Regions from separate parts of the Mus musculus genome. Here region 1 is linked to region 2. A link is a contact called in ENCODE POLR2A ChIA-PET data. All regions are on one chromosome and are shown on one strand. Each heading gives the region's core, a stretch centred on a gene start or an enhancer-like site at or near the end of the contact. The rest is flanking DNA. Distances are from core to core; before and after follow the strand shown.

Region 1 (5,753 bases), core at 1,398-3,897, 140 kb after region 2:
TAAAGGCACCAAACTATGCCTAGGTCCATGAGATGGGATAAGAGAATTGATCCATTCAAGTTTTCCTCTGCCCTCCTCTTGCACAAGTTAACAAACACTTGAGTTAAGTGTAAACTCAGTTGATTCTATTTCCTAAGGTGCTCTAAAAATCAATTGAGGTAGAGATTAAAGCTATTTCAGACTCTGAAATTGTAAGTAGGCAAAAAGGACCTAAATGCATAAGGCAGTTAAAAACAGAATTATCTCCCTATAGTTTGTATTTCAGTTCTGAAAGAAAAATTAAAAAAAAAAAACATCTTAAGCTTCCTAGGGGCCTTTGTCTCTACATCGCCCAGGAAATGGCCACTGTCACAGCCCCACCTTGTGTTATCCGCTTATGTGTGTAACTCCCTCATAAGATGATACTTTTTAGAGCAAAGATGATGGCTTTTCATTTTTACAGTTCAAGAATGTAGACTATTGCCAGGCGGTGGTGGTGCATGTCTTTAATCCCAGCACTTGGGAGGCAGAGGCAGGTGGATTTCTGAGTTCCAGGCCAGCCTGGTCTACAGAGTGAGTTCCAGGACAGCCAGGGATATACACAGAGAAACCCAGTCTCAAAAAAAACAAAATAATAAATAATAATAATACACTATCTTTAAACATCTGGGCATGGTGGCACAGTATCTTTAAACATCTGGGCATGGTGGCACACTATCTTTAAACATCTGAGCATGGTAGCACACGCCTGAGGTTCCAGCTCCACAGATAGCTAAGATCCCTTAACTTGTTCCCTTGAGTTTTCTTCCCTTGAGTTTTCTTCCCTTTTTCTCCCCCGCCCCCAAATCTTGATTTCCAAAAGAGCCTGGACGATAGGCAAAATATAGCATACCTTTATCTCAGGGGTAAATGTAACCGAAAGGAGGGCTTGGAATGTTTAGGAAGCAGGTATCCTACCCCTCTGTCTCTCTGCCCCAGCTCTTACTCAGTCCCAAGGTGTCCTCTGAGTCACAGGGTTACTCTTCCCTAGTGACATTCCTAGCATAGCAGAACTGGGGTGACTGGGCAAGGTGTGGGAGCTGGGGCAGAGAAGAACGCTGTGGCTTGGTGCTCCTGAGGAAATGGCAAAGGGAGTTCACCAATACATACTTTCAGAAGGGAGGCAATCTGGTGACCTCAAAGAAGGGCCACCCATTCGGTTGTCAGTGCATGTAAGTGTGCTTTATCAAAGCACCTTTTGGGGATAGGGGTGTAGTTCAGAATTAGAGAACTTACCTATCTTATACACTACTCTGAATTTAATCCTTGGCATTAGAAAAAAAAAACAGAAACAAAAATAAAACCAAAAAACAGTAAAAGAATGAATACCTTCTTCATTTAGTCTTTCATTGTTTACCTAAACCTAGCCTATTGCAGGCATTCACATTCGTAGTATAGACAGATACAATCCTTGGCCTCACTTGGGATGTACCTTTGTAGTAGAATGCTTTTCTAGAGTTCCTGAGACCTTGGGTTCCATTCCCAGCAAAGAGGGGGAAACACACACACACACACACACACACACACTCCAAAACAAAAACAAAAACAAACTCTTCCCTTAACCTAGTAGCATGAAACACGGAGAAGACCATAGCAGACCAGTCTATGAGACTGGCAAGCTTGGAGTACATAGAGAACCAGTCTCCAAAACCAAAACTCAGCAGATAGAGGAGCCTGCCATCAAGCCTGGTGACCTGACTTTGACCCCAGATTCCACACAGTAAACGTGGAGAGCCAGTTCCTGCACATTTGTCTTCTGACCTCCACACCAGTGCAGTGGTACATGCTCACACACATGAACACAAACACATAGTTAAAAAAAAAAGTCATACAATTTTTAAAAAGATTTATTTATTTATTTTATGTATATGAGTACACTGTAGCTGTCTTCAGAAACACCAGAAGAGGACATCAGATCCCATTACAGATGGTTGTGAGCCACCATGTGGTTGCTGGAAATTGAATTCACTCAGGATCTCTGAAAGAGCTGTCGGTGCCCTCTCCCAGTGTGTCTGAAGACAACAATAGTGTACTCATATTAAATAAATAAATAAGTACATACATACATACATACTTTTTTTTTTTGAGACAGCTTTTCTCTGTATAGCCCTGGCCGTCCTGGAACTCACTCTGTAGACCAGGCTGGCCTTGAGCTCAGAAATCCACCTGCCTCTGCCTCCCAAGAGCTGGGATTAAAGGCGTGCGCCACCACTGCCTAGCATAAATAAATCTTAAAAAAAAAAAAAAAGTAGGAGCGGAGAAGGGAAAGGAGTTTGCTATGAGGCAGGCCTACTTGGCGCACACCTTTAATTCCATCACCGGGAGGCAGAGGCAGGAAGATCTCTGAGTTCGAGGGCAGCTTGCTTTACACAGGTAGCTCCAGGCCAGCCAGGACTGTAAAGTGTGATCCTGTCTGTAGAAAAACAAACAAAATATCTAGGTAAGGAGGAGGAACCCTGGTACTGTGCCCTAGGCGCTGCCTATGAGTGGCCACAGCAGCCACCAGCCACAAAGAGACTTAAGGTGAAAATAACTAGGACCTCTCGACGCTCGGCTGCTTTTGCTTGCAGACGCTGAACTTCCGTCATTGACGGTCGCCCGCAGGTAATAGTGTCGAGTGCCGATCTGCGAGAACCCCGAGCTGGGCCAGGGGCTGAAGGCGGCAGCGCAGTCGCTGTAGGCGGTATGAGTTTGGCTGGGGGCCGGGCCCCACGGAAAACCGCTGGGAACCGGCTTTCTGGGCTCCTGGAAGCAGAGGAGGAAGATGAGTTCTACCAGACAACTTACGGGGGTTTCACCGAGGCAAGAGCCGGGCCCAGGAAGAGGGAAAGAGAGAGGCGAGGAGAAGGGAAAACCCTGGACAAAGAGGAAGGGGGCGGGGATTGAGAAAGGCTCGGAAAGGCGCTCCGGGCTGGACGGCGGAGTGGAGGGGACTTTGTGTGTGTGTGCGCGCGCGTGTGTATGTGCCTCTGTGTGCGTGTGTGTGTGCGCGCATGTGTGTTTGTGTCTGTGTCTTTGTCGGCTTTGCAATTTTCTTCGGAGTGTGTGTGTGTGTGTGTGTGTGTGTGTGTGTGTGTTTATCGGCTTTACAATTTTCTTGTACGCTCCTGGCTGGATGGCGGAGTCTGGAGGAGTGTGTGTGCGTATCAGTGTCTGTGTCTTTGTCGGCTTTGAAGTTTTCTCGTCCCGCTGCCGAGTTATTTACCAAAAGGAACCTGTCCAGAAACAAACTTAATTAGCACACTCTCCGCCGGGCGTGGTGGCGCACGCCTTTAATCCCAGCACTCGGGAGGCAGAGGCAGGCGGATTTCTGAGTTCGAGGCCAGCCTGGTCTACAAAGTGAGTTCCAGGACAGCCAGGGCTATACAGAGAAACCCTGTCTCGAAAAACCAAAAAAAAAAAAAACCAAAAAAAAAAAAAAAAAAACAAAAAAGTTAGCACACTCTCGTTTTCAGCTTTCAAATCATAGCTTACTGTTTTCTTAGGTGACCCTTTATCGACTAAGAGAATCCCCATTTATTTCCATCATAGAAACAAAATTTCAGTTTACAGTTAGATTTGGTTTATGTCTCATTTTCTGGTTGGTTTTAAGGTCTGTAACAGAATTCGGTCTTTTTTTTACAAACAAGGCTGACATTTGGCTAAATTTTTGTTAATAGAAGCTGTTCAGTGATTGAATATATGTTGTACAACCAGATCAGCATACTATATGTAATTAAATGGTTGTGGTGGATTCCTTGGAAACATTAAAAACTTCCCTGAGGATGGAAATATAGTTTGTAGCTCAGTAGTATATCACTAGCCTAGAAAATGAGTCCTAGATCCTGGATTACTGGCCCCTGGCAGTAAATAAAAACAAGCCCTACCTTGCAGGGCAACTGTCTGGGATCCTAGTCAGCTTAGATACTGTACGATAAAGACTTAAGTTCAAGATAACAGGTGAGAGGTTTGTGTTTTGTTTTTTAAATTGTATTATGTTTGTGTGTCTGCATATGGAGACCAGAGGCAACTTGTAGGAGTTCAGTCTCTCTTTTCATCATAGGAGCCCAAGGAAGCAAACTCAGGTGGTCAGGGTTATACAGCAAGCTCCTTTGCCCACAGAGCCACCCTGAAGGTCCCAGAGTTGTTAAAGACAGGCAGTGCTGGGGAAATAACATTTAAAATGAGGACATTTATAAAGAGCAGACCTTGGCTGGCTGAAGAGTCAGGGAGGAAAAGGAGGGCTCAGTTGGAAAGGCACTGAGGTCCTGGTGTGAAACCTATAGATATGGTTTTGTAGATTGCTATGGAGGATATAGGCCTGAGCTGGATTTGGTTTTGTTCTATGAGATAGGGTTTCTCTACATAGCTCTGACTGTCTTGAAACTCACTTGGAACTAGGTCAGTCTGGCCTCACAGAGGTCAACTTGCTTTAGGCCACCACGCTCAGCTTCTTTGCCTCCCAAGGGACTCTACTCCTGGCCTTATATAGATTTTGTTTGTTCACTTGCTTTTATTTTTAATTTATTTTTTATATTTTAGATTTGTTTATTTTTTATGTATGTTGTTGTTGGCTGCATGTCTGTCTGTGTGAGGGTGCCAGAGCCTCTGGGTCTAGAGTTACAAACACTGGTGAGCTGCCATGTGGGTGCTGGGATTTTGAACCAGTCCTCTGGAAGAATAGACAGTGTTCTTATCCATTGAGCAGTCTGGCCAGCCCTCCTTATACAGTTTTTATTTATTTTTTTGTTTGTTTGTTTTGTTTTTTTGTTTTGATTTTTTTCGAGACAGGGTTTCTCTGTGTAGCCCTGGCTGTCCTGGAACTCACTCTGTAGACCAGGATGGCCTCGAACTCAGAAATCCGCCTGCCTCTGCCTCCCAAGTGCTGGGATTAAAGGTGTGCGCCACCACTGCCCAGTTACATATAGTCTCAAAGCCTAGGTAGCCCTTCTGCCTCACACTCCTGAGTCCTGGAACTGTAGGTATTTGTCACCACCCTTGTATTCCCCCTTTCACCTCCCAGTCAGATTTTGTAAGCCATAGTGAAGCAATAGTAAGCAGTTTGACTTCTCATTTAAAGGTCTGAAATGAGGCATCAAAGTTCCATCATTAACTTTTTGGTTAAAAAGATTTCTCTAGTGCTGGTAGTCTTGGGGAGGTAGCACAGGAAGATGATCTCTGGTTCCAGGCCATCTTGACTGTGTTTCCAGTTCCATCTTGACTCAGCCTTACAGACAAACAAACCCTAATGAGTAAAGCCTAAAGAGGGCAAGGGCAGAAAAGAAATACGGACAAGGGCTGGACTGGGGAGGACACTGCTATTCCGGGGTAATTTGCTTAGCTTAGCTGGAGGTTCCAGCTCCCAGCACTACGGAATGGAGGTGGGTATGGGACAGTGTTAAGTAGGGTTGAAGGGAAGTTTTTGAAAAAGAGTGGACAGGACTTTATGACTAACTGGGAGCCACTATGTACACAGCTTTAATAAACTAGTTTAAAATAGATCTCTCTCATCCTTCCTCCAAGGTTCATTTCCTATTCCTGTCGTTTTATGAGTCGCTATTTAATACATGCACCTCATGCTTCCAGAAAGGATATATAAAAAGGCTTACAATGGAAACAAAAATTAGGAATAGTAAAAGTAGAAAAGGTGCCGAACAAAATGTATTTTATTAATGTGTGAAATTTTTAAATAATGAGTAAAATTATGTACATATTTTTAAATCAGAAGTAATTTTGCCGAGAATCCATGTTAAAAT
Region 2 (5,490 bases), core at 1,608-4,107:
CTTGCTTAGCATGCATAAGACTCTAGATTCAATCATGAACACAGCAGAAACAAATGACAATGTCAAAATACAGGCAGAAAAAAAAGCTGCGATGTATGTAGTAATGAGTAAACCAAACACCCAGACTCTCCAGATAAAAGCAGGAAGACAGAGCCACAAATGCAAAGACATTTATGACTGAGCTGACAGGATTTCTCTGTGTAGCCCTGGCTATCCTGGACTCATTCTGTAGACCAGGCTGGTCTCGAACTCAGAAATTCACCTGCCTCTGCCTCCCAAGTGCTGGGATTAAAGGTGTGCACCACCACCACCTGGCCAGAAATTTTGAAGTAGACTTTTTACTTACCTATGATTTAATTCTATGTCGGTATGTAAATGAGGGAATGGCCTCATGTGATTAAGAATTACCATTGGCGGGCTGGTGAGATGGCTCAGTGGGTAAGAGCACCCGACTGCTCTTCCGAAGGTCCGAAGTTCAAATCCCAGCAACCACATGGTGGCTCACAACCACCCGTAATGAGACCTGATGCCCTCTTCTGGAGTGTCTGAAGACAGCTACAGTGTACTTAGATATAATAAATAAATAAATCTTAAAAAAAAAGAAAAAAAGAAAAAAAGAATTACCATTGGCTGGGCTTTGGTGGCGCATGCCTTTAATCCCAACACTTGGGAGGCAGAGACAGTAGAATCTCTTGAGTTTGAGGCCAGCCTGGTCTACATAGTGGGTTCCAGGACAGCCAGGGCAATGTAGAGAGATATCTTGTCTCCAAATAAACAAAGCCTACTTTTGCAGCACCATGGAATCCCAGGTCTTGGAGGAACCTGTAACATTTTAAACTCTAGGCTACCACAAGGTCACCACCTCTTGATACAGCTGGTTGGAAGCTAGCCAAGAACTGTGGGTCCTATCAAGTGGAATGGGGATCACCTAGCCGAGACCCACAGGGACAGAGTGAAACTCTCTTTGGCACCCTGTCGCTCTTCTTTGCTTATCTTCCATCACTGCCCCTCACCCCCAGCCTAGTTTATCTGTTTGCCCTGTCCTGATGATCGGAAAAGATTCCCATTTCTATTATTCAGCACACATTGTCTTCTTCCCTCTCAGAATGTTCTTTCCCTTTTATCCCACTGTATACTAGGTTCTGCCTTGCAATATTCACAAAAAGTCTTCCACTGTCCACCATATACTATGCAGCCAGGCCTTCTGTGCAGATTTAACAAGGGTCTGCCCCTTGCCTCCAGCAAACAAGAACTCCATTTGTTCTACTTCTGTGCCTGCTGCAGATTTTATGCAGGCATTTCAAGCTGTAGCTTCAAAATAAATTTAAAAAGTAAAATCTCAATCTTACCTCTATGAATGTTTTTCTGTCGTGTATGTATGTATCCAGTACCCACAGAGGTCAGAAGATGGCATTGGACCCCCTGGGAGTGAACCGGGGTCCTCTGCAAGAGCAACAGTACTAAACCACTGAGCCAAATTCTCAGCCCTTTGTCTTCAGCTTTAGCTTTTTATCTGCCTCCCAGTTAAATACGGAAGCAGGGGCATGGTTCACTCACCATTTGTCTGTTTCAATAACAGACATGTAGTACTATAACCCATACTTTCTTGATCCCCTCCCCCAAACCTTAGAAAATGTTATTACATCAGATACTACTGTTGTTAATGTAGTGCTATAATAATATTGTCAATATTATTATACAGAAGTTGAGGGTTAGTCCAGCTTGGGGGCATGTGGATATATTCCCACATGTTCCACAGGCCAGTGGCTTGAGCCAAGGAATATCACAAGCAGCCTGGGAAAAATAGACTGTCTCTAAAAAGGGAAAGAGGATAGGAAGGAAGCTAGAGAAGAAAGGGAAAGAAAAAAAAAGGAAACAAAGATCTCAAATCAGCTTATAAGTGCAATGAAGATGTCACCCAAGAGCTAGGCTCAACCCGTAGAATATTAAGAACCTACCCGCCTGCAGTGGTGGCACACGTCTTTAGGCGTAGCACTTGGGAAGCAGAGGTCGACAGATTTCTAAGTTCAAGGCCAGCCTGGTCTACACAGTGAGTTCCAGGACAGCCAGGGCTACACAGAGAAACCCTGTCAAACAAACCTACCCTTACAAGGGGCCTAAGATACTAAGAAAAGTCCCAGGAAAAGCGTTGGGACAGTGATTGTGGGGGGGGGGGGAGGGGTCTATGAGGCCTGTCTCACATGATTTTGTAGCCTTCGGAAAAGGAATAAGCCAAACTTTTGTCATTTCACTCACTTTTCCTAAGCTGGCTTGTCCAGCCTCTGTTAAGGCTTTGGCAGCTGGGGTGACCTTGGAAGCAGCACCTTGTCCCAGAGTGATGGTGCGAAACAGTGAAAGATTGAGGCGGTTGGACTGGGCCATTCCTGAAGCTATAGGGGCAAACTCATGGCATCATCCTTAAAGATGAGTAGGAAGAGGGAAATGAAGGTGATTGTACTCCTTTTTTCGTCCCTTCTCTTTCTTGTCTGTTTTCTGGCCCTCCTGCATGGGTCCTACCGGCTGACTTACGAAAGAAATCCCGTAGGATAGGAGAGGGAGAAAAAAGCCACTGGTGGCAGTTACGGTAACTCAGTGGTTTACGCAAATGAATAGTTTATATATAATTTGCATGTTCATACACTTTTGGAAGTACATAAAATATCGGTACCTCCACGTCCCTCCACTGATCTTACCCACGCTACTTCCCTCTCGGCTTCCTTAGTAAAGCCTGTCTCTTAGGCCCGCCCTCAAACACAGGGCCCGCCTTCCCCCGTAAGCCCCTCCTCCCTGCCCCCCCTCCCTAGCTTCCAAAAGCTCTTCCCCGCCCCCTTTTCCTTTCTGAACAGGCGTGAGTCGGGCAGCTCACTCGACTCAGATTACGATGGCATCAGTAGTGTCCTGACACCGGGAAGCAGGAAAGCAATCTCCCGGAAGAAAGGCTCGGGCCCAGGGGACTCTTACATCGGAACCCGCCAAGGAATTGTTATTTTGTGTCCTGCTAGTGGGGTCCGGTCCAACTTGAAGTTGCGTGAAGGCCCCTTCAGGCGGCGCCGCGGGCAGCCCCGCAGCCGGGGCCTGGAGCAGCCGCCGCGGCCGCTGTCAGGGAAGCGCAGGCGGCCAATGGAACCCGGGAGCGGCCGCTGCTGCTGAGGCGGCGGTGTCGGCAGTCCGACCCCGACCGCCTGCACCCCCTCCGCGAGGGTTCCCCGGAGGTAAGCGGCTCCTCCCCCGTGAGTCGCCTTTGCCTGTGTGTGTGTGTGGGGGGGTCCTTCTGCCACCCTGTCCCGCCCAGCCTACCGCGACCTGGGTTCGACTACAAAACTGCCCCCCTGGTGGCAGCTGCACCCCGAGGTCCTTCACCCTTTCCTCTCGGGCCCGGGGTAGTCTTCTCTGCTTTCTGGCTTCCTCTTCAGTTTAGCCCCTCCCTCTGCCCCGTGGATTCCACCTCCCCACCAGCAGGACACACACTTCGTACCTCTGTTGCCTCTGTTCCGTAACTATCTTCCTAAGTCGTGAACCTTTTCCACATTTGACCCCTTCTACAATATCATCCATGTTTGCCTTCCTCGCCGTTTGTGTTTCTGCTCACAAGCCTCTTCCATGGACTCCGCCTTTATCCCTTTTCCTATTTTGCCCCACTCTTCCGAGTCTGTGCAATCTCAGCACAGAGTTCTCATTTCCCTCAGCTACAGATTGTATCCCTCTCTTCTGCTTCCAATTCCATGACCTCACCATGACCCACTCCCCCAGCTCCTGACTTCCAAGAATTGCCTATTCCCTTCTCCTTAAAGGATCTCAGACTACTGTCATCATACCCAGATACCATCCACTTTGACCTTAGTCCTCAACCCCTCTCTAGGGTGCCTGATGATACCTGAAGCTGTCTTTGGCTTCTCTTTCCCCTTTCTCAATCTCCAGCCCTCTGGAGGGCTTCCCGTAGGAGAAAGCTCTGCCGTGAACACCCCTACAGATAGTGATTTCCAACTTTTGACATTCTCTCCAGGGATTTCCAACTTTTGACATTCTCTCCAGGATTCGGCTGATGTTTGTCTCCCTCGGCTCTGTTTTCCCTGTGGTCTTTAAGTGTTCTCTATCATGCCTTTTATCTCCACATATGATTTCAGATCAGCTAAAGCTTGAACTAAGAAGATGTGAGAGGATGGGGAGCCACAGTTGTCTCAAGCTTTTCTGGACAGATGTGTGTTTCTGAAGGATGAAGCAACTTTTAAAGAAGTCTATCAATCAGATTACATTTTGTTGAGTGTTTAAGAGCAACCACTAGGAAAGATGCTCAGAAACTGAGCATGGAAACTGAATGAAGTTGTGAGAAATTTTGCTTTAGATTACTTTAGGATTTCTGTTAGATCACAGAATCTCCTACTCCTGTCTAGACCTAAGAGGAACCATTATTTTCCTGACTGAAGCTTAGTGGACTACTGTTGGTTAGTTTCATAAGCATTTGGACCTAAGGTGAAGTTGTGTTTGTGTGTGTGTGTCTGGGGTTGGGGCTGATTGGGAAAAGGAACATAAGACAGTGTAAAGAGATGTATACTCAGAGTCAGGGCCCCTTGGTTCAGCTTGTAACTTCCTCACTTGAACTCTAGAATGGTCTTTTGAGAAAATGGCCCATTCTGCAAGCACCAGTACTGTAATAGGCTAATAACAGGATGTCTGTTGGGGGAAGAATTGTACTTTTTTAACTTATAAAACACTACAGGTGTCAGATGAGAGGTATTTATTGCTAGTGGCTTTGCCATCTTGAGAATTCTCTTTTATTTTGATATTTTGATCTCTCTGATCTCTGACTATGAGTATAAAGTCAGTTTGAAATACAAGCTCTTGCTTGGCCTGCTGCTTCTCAACTCTTTCTTCCACTACATTAAGTCGTTGACCATCTGTGCCTTTTTTTTTCTGTACCTGATTCATAACTCCAGATTCTGTGGTCAGAAAGTGTGTTTGTAGAAAGGCCTTTGTAAAAGAACCTTGGTAGCCGGGCGGTGGTGGCGCATACCTTTAATCCCAGCACTTGGGAGGCAGAGGCAGGCAGATTTCTGAGTTTGAGGCCAACCTGGTCTATAGAGTGAGTTCCAAGACAGCCAGGACTATACAGAGAAACCCTGTCTCGAAAAACCAAAAAAAAAAATTGTCTTCCACATCTCTCTTGGCCTGAGATAATAAAGAAGGCACTGGCGTTCCATCTTCCAACTCTATGCCTGGTCAGGTTTGAAAATAGTTATACTATCTTGTTACACTTCTCCTTACCCTGAAATTACTTGGAGTGCAGTCTATTAATGATCCCCACTTATGGGAGAAGCCCCCTGGTTTTCCTAGCTTCTCATCTGGGTCCACACTGTATGAGAACATGTTTGCTGAACACTCATATAGCAAACAGAGCTGCTTTGGTTTGGGTAAGAGGTTTAGAAGAATTCTTTCAGTAATTGGCATGGGAAAAGAGAAGGCCTAGTGTAAGCACATTGGGACTCAAATAAG

What was found. ChIA-PET counts read pairs that join two places held with the same protein, here RNA polymerase II (POLR2A).
Region 1: POLR2A ChIA-PET joins it to region 2 with 10 read pairs in Patski. The contact joins the promoter of Vps72 here to the promoter of Pi4kb in region 2. POLR2A ChIA-PET finds 5 or more read pairs at or near these places in 2 of 5 experiments (Patski and embryonic stem cell).

What each region holds. Positions count from the first base shown.
Region 1 is chr3:95,108,395-95,114,147 of GRCm38, forward strand. Vps72 (vacuolar protein sorting 72) reads left to right here and starts at 2,648. Exons shown (of 6, transcript NM_009336.2): 1 at 2,648-2,820. The coding sequence starts at 2,704.
Region 2 is chr3:94,971,874-94,977,363 of GRCm38, forward strand. Pi4kb (phosphatidylinositol 4-kinase beta) reads left to right here and starts at 2,858. Exons shown (of 11, transcript NM_175356.3): 1 at 2,858-3,212. B230398E01Rik (a long non-coding RNA gene) reads right to left here. Exons shown (of 4, transcript XR_003954666.1): 2 at 3,476-5,490.